2 separate regions of the Homo sapiens genome follow, and region 1 is linked to region 2. A link is a loop called in an ENCODE intact Hi-C map of the cell type or tissue named here. Cell type or tissue: heart left ventricle. All regions are shown on one strand. Links, peaks and the distances in the headings refer to the core of each region. The heading gives the core; the rest is flanking DNA.

Region 1 (4,400 bases), core at 123-4,122, 520 kb after region 2:
CCTCCCAAAATGCTGGGATTACAGGCATGAGCCACCACGCCTGGCCAATAAAAAGAAATTTAAACAGATATAACTATACATCAAAAAGATAATTCATAATTGGGTATTTGGGATTCTTCCATTTTATTTGTTAATGAATTCTTGCATTTTATTTTCAATTACTGTATTTACAATGTATTTATAATTAGTGGACTTAAGAGAACATATTTTGTTTGTAAGAGATAGACACATTTTGGGGCTACTATTTGTATGTACTTTCCAAATAACATTTGTGAGCATAGGTAATCTTTATCCCCCCATAAATGAATAAGAAGTCCAACTGGATATAGTTATCCCTATGGACAGGATAACTTGCTGTTTAAAGGTCTGGATATGGACTATGCAGGTGTAAATCTTGGTTCTATCACTTCATAACTATGTGACTCTCGGTGACTTAATCCCTTATCTTAAAAAAAGGGGGTGAAATAAGAAAAATAAATAATTACGGGGTTGTGAAAATTAAATGAGTTAATGCACGTAAAGCCCACACACGTAAAATCCATTTTAGAAAATCTAGAAATTGCAGAAAAATAGGAAACCAGAAATCATCCAACCTTAGTAACTTAATGGACAGTGGCTAATCCCAATGGTGCTTTTGTACAAATTAGAAAAACTGGCCCTTCCTCAAGATACTTGACTGCTATCAGCCAGAAAGCTGTCTTAGTGGGGGGGGGGGGGGGCACTATTTATTAATTATACTGGGATATCAAACATAAACTAAGATTGTCTTAAGCAAAAGAAGACCTTGCCTCTGGATGACAATGTAGACAATGTAGGATGTTTTTGATTTAATGCTATTAGTAATCATGTGGAGATGAACAAATTTATACATAAAATTTTTCTGTATTTAGAATTTAGGCTAGATTCCAGCACCTGGCAGGCACACAGAGGGTATTTGTTAAATAAATGAATGAATGAAAGCGGGGAGGATGCAGAGAGGGAGGGAGAGGGGGAGGGAAAAGGAGAGAGAGAGGGAGAAAATGAATTTGCCAAATTATTTTTCAAAAGAATTATGTCAGTAGTGGCTGTTTAAATTTGTGTTAACTTAGATGAAAAATAGTCTCTCATTTTTATTTCTAGTTCTGTAATTATCATCAGAGGATGAATATTTTCCATGTGTTAGTTCATTTATTTTGGCTATTAATTGGGATCTTGATTATTTTTCTTATAAAATTGTACACATCCTTTACATAGGAAAGATATTAACCACTTATTATAATTTTTTCTTGCAATTATTTTTTCAATTTAACTTTTAATTTTTATTATCGTCTTGGTTTTTAACCTGGTGGTTTCTAATCTTCATGCAGGGAAATTTACTAATATTTTGTTTTGTGATTTATTCTATCAGAGTAAATCTTAAAAATTGCCCTTCCTGACAAAGATCTGATATTCACTTCTATTTTCTTCTCATTCTTTCTGGGTTTGTTTAAAAAATACACATATTTCTTTTATCCATCTAGAATCAGTTTGATTATATATATATACATATATACATATATATACACATATATATACATATATACATATATACATATATACATATATATACATATATACATATATATACATATATACATATATATACATATATATACATATATAGCAAATTAAATACTCTAATACCATTTGTTGAATATTTCTTTCCTTTCTCATTAATTTCTGAAGTACACTTATGGTAAAAATTTATACCTACCTCTGAGCTATCTTCCTCCATTTGATGAGTCTTTAAACTCCATTTTTTTTTTTTTTACCTTTAAAATCAGTTCAAGTGGTAAACTTAGGGGCAGCTGAAAATAAATGCCTTCAAGACTAAAGTAACTGTGTGGAAAAAACCTGGAAAGATATTTAGTTCAGTGTGGGGGTGACAGGTGATGAATATGGGGTCGCTCATCATGACTAAGGAAGACCTCTCCCCATCCCCCAACACAATAAAGAAATAAATTAGATGGAGAAATAATTAAATAAATAAAGGTACTACAAACAGAGCACGTTTTCCCTAAATAAAGGAAGGCAGTAACAGAGGAAGACACTGCAGTTAATCCAATGTTTCTCTCATTAAGAGAGGCAATCTAGATACTGATTAGATCTACTGGAAAATTTACCCAGGTATTGAAATCAACCCTTCCAAAAGGTTCTTTGCTTGGAGGCTCAATAACAATAGAGTAATGGAGTGTATGCCGCTATTTGCTTTCCAAGGAGATGGAGGAAGTGGCACAGCCACTGAGACACCTAGTGGTGAGGGTTTTACTGCACGGTTAGAGTTTGCCAGTTGGGCTCATCTAAGAGCCACTTCCTTGGGGGAGGCAGTGTGCATTTGAGGAGCTTAGATGTCCTTCTTTTAGCTCTCCTTTTCTGCCCCCAGCAAAATAATTTGAGCTCTCTATTGTGTGCATGAAGCCTCAGAGACAAGCGCTGATAGATCTGAAAACTGAATAGCCTCTTCAAAGTTGGAAAAGAGAACTACGAAGCTAAATTAACACCTGCTGACCAACATGGTTTCTCAAGCCCTGGGGGACAGCTGAAGATGTAAATTTAGTCAATTGAATTAATATTCATTAGAGAGCGGCAGCGTGTTTCATCAAGCATATTATTTCCATCCCCTACCCTTCTAGGCCTTATAAATACTCAAACAAGAGGATAATTATAATTTTCATTTTATTGTAATTATAGTGTTTGAACTGTAAGTTCACCCACATTCAGAGTATTACAAGGTAAAGATTGTTCTACATATTATTCAGGCATGATAATTGACCACAGATGTGAACTACAGAGTTGTGTTTAATATCTGAAATTTGTCATTTATGTTGAGGACATTCTTCAATGGTTCAGAAAAGGAAAGATTAATGGGCTCATTCACTTATTCATTTGTTCAAATATAGAGTATCACAGCACTAGGCCCTGAGGATTTGGTGCTTAAAAGAGAATCTCAGTCATTGTCCTCATGATCTTACAGGCTAAAGTGTACAATTTTGCAAGTCTCTATAATAAAGTGGGATGAATACTATAGGAGTGAAAGTACAGGATGCTAATGAAATGCAGCAACTTGGTCCTTGGGGTCACAGAAGGCCTCCAGAGAAGGGCAAGTGTAAGTCAAGTCCTGAAAGATGGATAAGAGCTAACCATAAAGGAGGGAGACGGTGACCAGGAAGATACTATTTCAGGTGAGAACGTGAGAAGTTAAAAGAACTAAAGGCAGTCAGTGTGACTACAGCAAAGAATTCAGGAGTCAGGGATGAGGCTGGGGAGGAATGCGATGGCCAGGGAATGGAGGGACATCATAGGAGTTAAGGAGGTTGTTTTTTCTCCTAAGGGCAATAGGAAGACAATAAGGAATTTAAAAGAGGGGAACTGAAGCATCAGATTTGCCTTTAAAAATGATAATTTGCTTGCTGCCTGGAAAATAGGAAGGAGGAAGGCAATTGGGATGACCAGTCAGAAAGCTTTTGCAGAAGTCTAGGTGAGAAATCATGTTACATTGTTAGTTTCCAGTGTGTATCCTGGATGTAATAAAACAACGTTAGCTTGGCTGGGCATAGTGACCTGTGCCTGTAGACTCAGGAGGCTGAGGTGGGAGGATCACTTGAGCACAGAAGTTTGAGACCAGCCTGGGCAACATAATGAGACTCCACCTCTCAAGAAATAAAAAAGAGAGAGAAAGAATAATGTTACCTTGGATTACAGTAATGGTGGTTTTTTAATCTGAAAGATGAGCAAATAATACTATAAATCTCAGAGTTGTAATAAGAATTCAATATTAAGGCCGAGTACAGTGGCTCACGGCTATAATCCCAGCACTTTGGGAGGCCAAGGTGGGTGGATCACCTGATGTCAGGAGTTCGAGACCAGCCTGGCCAACATGATGAAACCCTGTCTCTACTAAAAATACAAAAATTAGGTGGGCCTGGTGGTAGGTACCTGTAGTCCCAGGTACTTGGGAGGCTGAGGCAGGAGAATTGCTTGAACCCAGGAGGCGGAGGTTGCAGTGAGCCAAGATCGCAATACTGCACTCCAGCCTGGGCGACAGAGCAAGACTCCATCTCAACAAAACAAAACAAAACAAAACAATACCAAAAACAAAAACACAATTCAATATTAAGTATTTACTACATTGTATGGCATAAACTAAATGATCAGTTGATTTTGGCTATTTTGATACTGGCTATTATTTGAAGTAGATATTACTCACAGTATTAAATAATTACTCTTTTGGTACACATACCAAACTTTTAACTTTTATTTAGAGACAGAATCTTGCTCTGTCACCCAGGATAGAGTTTAGTGGCACCATCACAACTCACTGCAACCTCCAACTCCTGGGTCCTGGCTTCAAGAGATCCCTCCACTTCAGTCTCCCAAGTAGC
Region 2 (4,400 bases), core at 209-4,208:
GAGAGAACCGTAGTCCGCGGAATTCTTGATGGCTGGTGGGCTAGATGTAGGGTTGAAGAGGCAGCTCCCAGCTCCAGGCTGGAGAATTATTGCCTAGTCCAAGGGGTAGAAAGTGCTGAGGCAGGGTTGGGAGTGAGCCGTGGTTTGGGTTTTTTGGCCCTCATCTCTTTTTCTCAGAGGCTGAAGGAAGGAAAAAGGCTGACTGCCCACCCTTCTGTTTGTTTGTCTTGTCTAATTTAACTTACGTTATTTATCAAAAAGACAGGTTATTTGGAAAACCAGATGGACCTAGGCAAAAATCATCTGGGTTTTCCAAACGTGAAAAATTAGGTTCTGGGGGCCCAGCAGGAAAGGCGTGTGTGTGTGTGTGTGTGTGTGTGTGTGTGTGTGTGTGTGTGTGTGTGTGTGTGTGTGTTTGAGGGGAGGGTGAGGTTGAGTGAATGTCTCTGTAGTTAGACCCAGAAATTGTTCCATGACTTCCAAGCATACTCCCTCCTTCATTTTCCTTCAAGTTCTTTATGATTAGAATCTAAATGAGAAAATTAAAATCTTCATGTTGGTTGCTGGATGTCTTAATTGACCAAGGATTAGAACCCATCAGGGCTATAGAAGAACAGCAGCTGACAGTTTTCTCTATCTTTCCAGCCCTCAGTCCCTTACACAGAGTGGGCAGGTTAGTGAGAGGTGCAGGGTACTGAGAGTTTTCTGAAACAGAAACCTGTGCTTCTTGTCCCTTCAATGTTATTGTTCCAAAGAGTTGCAGCAAATATGGAGGTTAGACATTAGGGAAGAACTTATCATCAACTTTCTGATGATCAAATGGCTAAAAGAACACTGAGGATCCAGGGCTGTCTCTCCATTGACTATCCAGGGAAGGAGCTAGCCCAGTTTTCTTTTGGGCAATGGTGGCTTGCTCTGTAGCTACAACCAGGAATTTGTAAAACTTGTGGTTTTGGGCCAGGCATGGTGGCACATGCCTGTAATCCCAGCACTTTGGGAGGTTGAGGTGGGGGGTTTGCTTGAACTCAGGGGTTTGAGACCAGCCTGGGCAAAATGGCGAAACCCCATCTCTACAAAAAATACAAAAATTAGCTGTGCATGGTGGCATGCACCTGTGGTTCCAACTACTTGGGAGGCTGAGGTAGGAAATCACTTGAGCCTGGAGGTTGTGGCTGCAATGAGCCAAAACTGCAGCATTGCATTCCAGTCTGGGTGACAGAGTGAGACTGCCTCAAAAGAAAAAAAAAAAAAAAAAAAAAGCTTGTGGTTTTGTTACCTTGAGCAGCAACATTTTTAGGAAGGAATTAAAGCAGGAGGCTATTGAGGCATAGCTCTTGGCTGCCATAGAGGAAATGTTCTGGCTGAAAGCAGAAAGCAAGCCATCCAGTTCATACACATATGCACACACACAGAAGACAGCCAAGACCCTTTCTGGCCTGAGAAATCTTTGGCGGCAGCAATAGCACTTGTCCCATTGTGAGTGGCATTTTTTTCAAAGTGTCATTGGACTGTGAAAGCTACTTAATAACTTGATCTCATCTGAATAATCTGAGTTAATACTAGCTTCACAGTTGTGAGGATTAAATAAAAAAAAATTGTAAAGTGTCTGCCTCAAGGCCTGGCACAGAGTAAATCTCAACAAATGCTCGTTGAATGAATGAATCCATGAATCTGAGCATTAAGGCCCCCCTCACCGTTTCCAAGGATCAGTGCATAACAGCCCCGGTAACTGAGACTTGTAGACTGTCCCAACTGAGCCTGCAGCCTGAGGCATGATCTAAACCTGCTGTTCCTTTGACAAATATTTGATGAGTTATGGTGTGGAGGGTGGACCCTTCCATGAAGGCCTTGTTGGCCTAGCTGTTGGAAGCACTATGCAGACAGTCTTCCAGGGTGGGAATTGCCTCAGAGAGCACCTTGCCCAAGGTCAAGGATAGCCCACATTCAATGGCAACAGGTGTGTAACGGCCTGGCCTTCTTAGCTTATTTTGGGTCAACTCTGAAGGGCCATTCTAGCTTCAGAGCTCCCTGTGGGGTTGGCTGAGGCTGTCACTGGCTTGTCTTGTAGATCAGCCTCTTCCTCTGGCCACTCCTGCTCATTCTCATTCTTCCACAGCTGTTGATCCCAAAGGAGGTTCTTAATAAACATCCAGCACATTAAACAGTCTCAGAGTTGGCTTCCTGGGAAATCCAAGCTATGAATGCACTAGTCCTGGTGGCCAAGCCTTTAGAACAACAAAGAACGGAGACTCCTTTGCAATGGATTTCCAGCGTTGGAGGTGTGGATACTGTCTCTTTATGCCCACCAGAGGGCAGCAGCATCCTAGCCACCTGCCCTTCTGAGGCTCCAGGAGTGGGCTTGAAGCCTTTTCCCCGGCAACTTCACGCCCCACACCAGTATTGGGCAGGATCACCTCCCTTAGGGTGTTCACCCTCCTGACTAAAACAACAAAACTTTCTTAAACTGTCCAGGCCTTAGTTTTGTTAGTCTCAAGCTCCTGTACCACCATCACTGAAGGCCAATCAGTCTTCCTACTGTGCCCCTTCCCCTGCTCCTCGTCCGGCAAGCTCCGTGCCTGGGATCCCCCACCTCTCACACTTACCACCCACAATAGATTTGTTTTCTGTGTGACAAGGTAATTACAAGCTTGGGGCCAGTAGGCCCAGGGGCCAGTCTGAGGATGGTCACTTCATTCTGGCTCTCCCTGTTCTGCTAACGGTATTGATTTTCAGTTTTATTTATTATGATGATGTGTGTGTGTGATCTGGCCCTGGTGACATGACATATGGAGGCAAGAGGGCGAGAGCAAATTTCCTTTTGTCACAATTTGACTTCTTGAAACCGCACCCCCACCACCACCACCCAGCATTGTTTATTTACAGGTTTTAGCATCTTTGCTTACCTGTCTTCATTCTGTCCCCTCATCCCCAAAGATTTCTAAGAGATTCTTCTGGGAATTGGAGCCAGATGGATGTGACTACAAGAAGGAGGAAAGGGTCTGGGAAGAGGAGTGACAGCAGCAAGCATACTACCTTTTGTTAGCAGCCATTAACTCATCCAGCAAACATTTACTACATTCCCATCACCTGTCAGTTACTTCTAGGCTAAGCTCCCCAACTCCCTGCTGGGGGCCATCCTGGAGACAGGTTTTGCTATGCGCTTTTTTTTTTTTTTTTTTTTTTTGTCTGCATCTGTTTCTATGGGTGTGTGAGGAAAACCTGGCCAGAAAGCTTTGAGAGAGTGAGATTGAGTTTGGGTGCAACCAACTCAAAGAACGATGCTTGCCTGAATTTAAGGCTACTTAAGGCCTCCCGTAATGTAGTCTACTTCCTTACGAGGAAGAGGAAGGGCAAGCTTGAGGCAAAACATTACAAGTGGGAGGGGGCACTCTGAACTGCAATGATTGCCGTGGGAATCAGCTGAGGCTGAGGGCGATTTGTGGGGCCATGTTTCCCCAGCCTGTCTTCTCTGTGCGTGCCAGGAGAATGAATAAATCATTGTTCAGGGGCGGGATGCAGCTGCCGAGCTCCTCCCCTCGGCACATGCCCCAACTCCAGCTCCTCCATTGAGGGCTGCTGGAGCAGAGCGGTTTATACACCCAGCTCCCCAAATCCTATTGAGGCCTCCCCCTCCGCACGAGCCACCGGCTCCAAGCCCATTCAGGCTGGCCCTTTGTGCTGGGGGTTAAGTGGTTACATGTGGGGGGCACCCAGAAAGGAACTGTCAGGCCTTGAAAGGCTGTGCTGATACAGTGCCCTCCTACTGATGAATGGGGTGGGTGGAGGAGAGGTGGGCGGCCGGAGGGTGGGGTGGGGGAGAGGGCATGGGGATTATGGAGCCCACAGAGGCAGCTGCTAGGAAGGGGGTGGAACAGGCACCCCCTTCTCTCTTTCCTCCTTCACTTCAGCTTCTCCGTCTAGCTTACTCCCTCTGTTGTGGGCACTGGATGATCAAGAGCCTTGGGACCTTGGATTTGGCTTTTCTGATGTCCTGGTGACCGCTTGAGTGCACTGGAGAGAAAGAATTTATATTACCTTTCATTCTTCCAGCAGCTCCGAAAAGACCTGTTTCTCCCTTTTCCCTTGGAAGGGGTGGGTGAGAAGGGGAACAGTGTTGGGGACAGGGGGAGGATTCATTTCCTAGGTTCATCTGGTGCAGTGGATTTGCAGCTGTGCCCTGCCGAACTTTTAAAAGCTTCTCTGAAGTTCCCTCGGAGCCCTTAGGTGGAGGGTTTAGGGGAAGACAGATCTCAAACTGGATATATTGGAAAGATTTTGTTGAGGAAAAAGAAATTACTTCAAGGCTCTAAAAATGCTTTAAAACTTCTAATTGAATGTACCGCCTTGTCATTTTACAGCTGGGAAAACAGCCAAAATGGAAGATAGGGGAATGGGCATAT

Evidence for each region. A loop is a pair of places that touch in the nucleus more often than their neighbours do. Peaks named below come from ENCODE experiments on the same cell type or tissue, not always from the same donor. Only the 100,000 strongest peaks of a DNase experiment are listed, where the experiment ranks them.
Region 1: a loop joins it to region 2, with 2.6 times the contacts of the local background. A loop is called at or near these places in 9 of 110 quality-filtered maps.

Annotation. Positions count from the first base shown.
Region 1 is chr1:35,200,154-35,204,553 of GRCh38, reverse strand. No RefSeq gene overlaps it. Among named protein-coding and RNA genes, the nearest start is that of SFPQ, 9.2 kb to the right of the region's middle. RefSeq lists an enhancer at 2,328-2,507. In heart left ventricle, for the core only: a CTCF peak has its summit at 2,267 (motif pointing left); a DNase peak (open chromatin) is centred at 2,284.
Region 2 is chr1:35,724,937-35,729,336 of GRCh38, reverse strand. It overlaps a transcript of CLSPN not described here. Among named protein-coding and RNA genes, the nearest start is that of C1orf216, 8.3 kb to the right of the region's middle. RefSeq lists a silencer at 3,396-3,579. In heart left ventricle, for the core only: a CTCF peak has its summit at 2,293 (motif pointing right); a DNase peak (open chromatin) is centred at 2,331.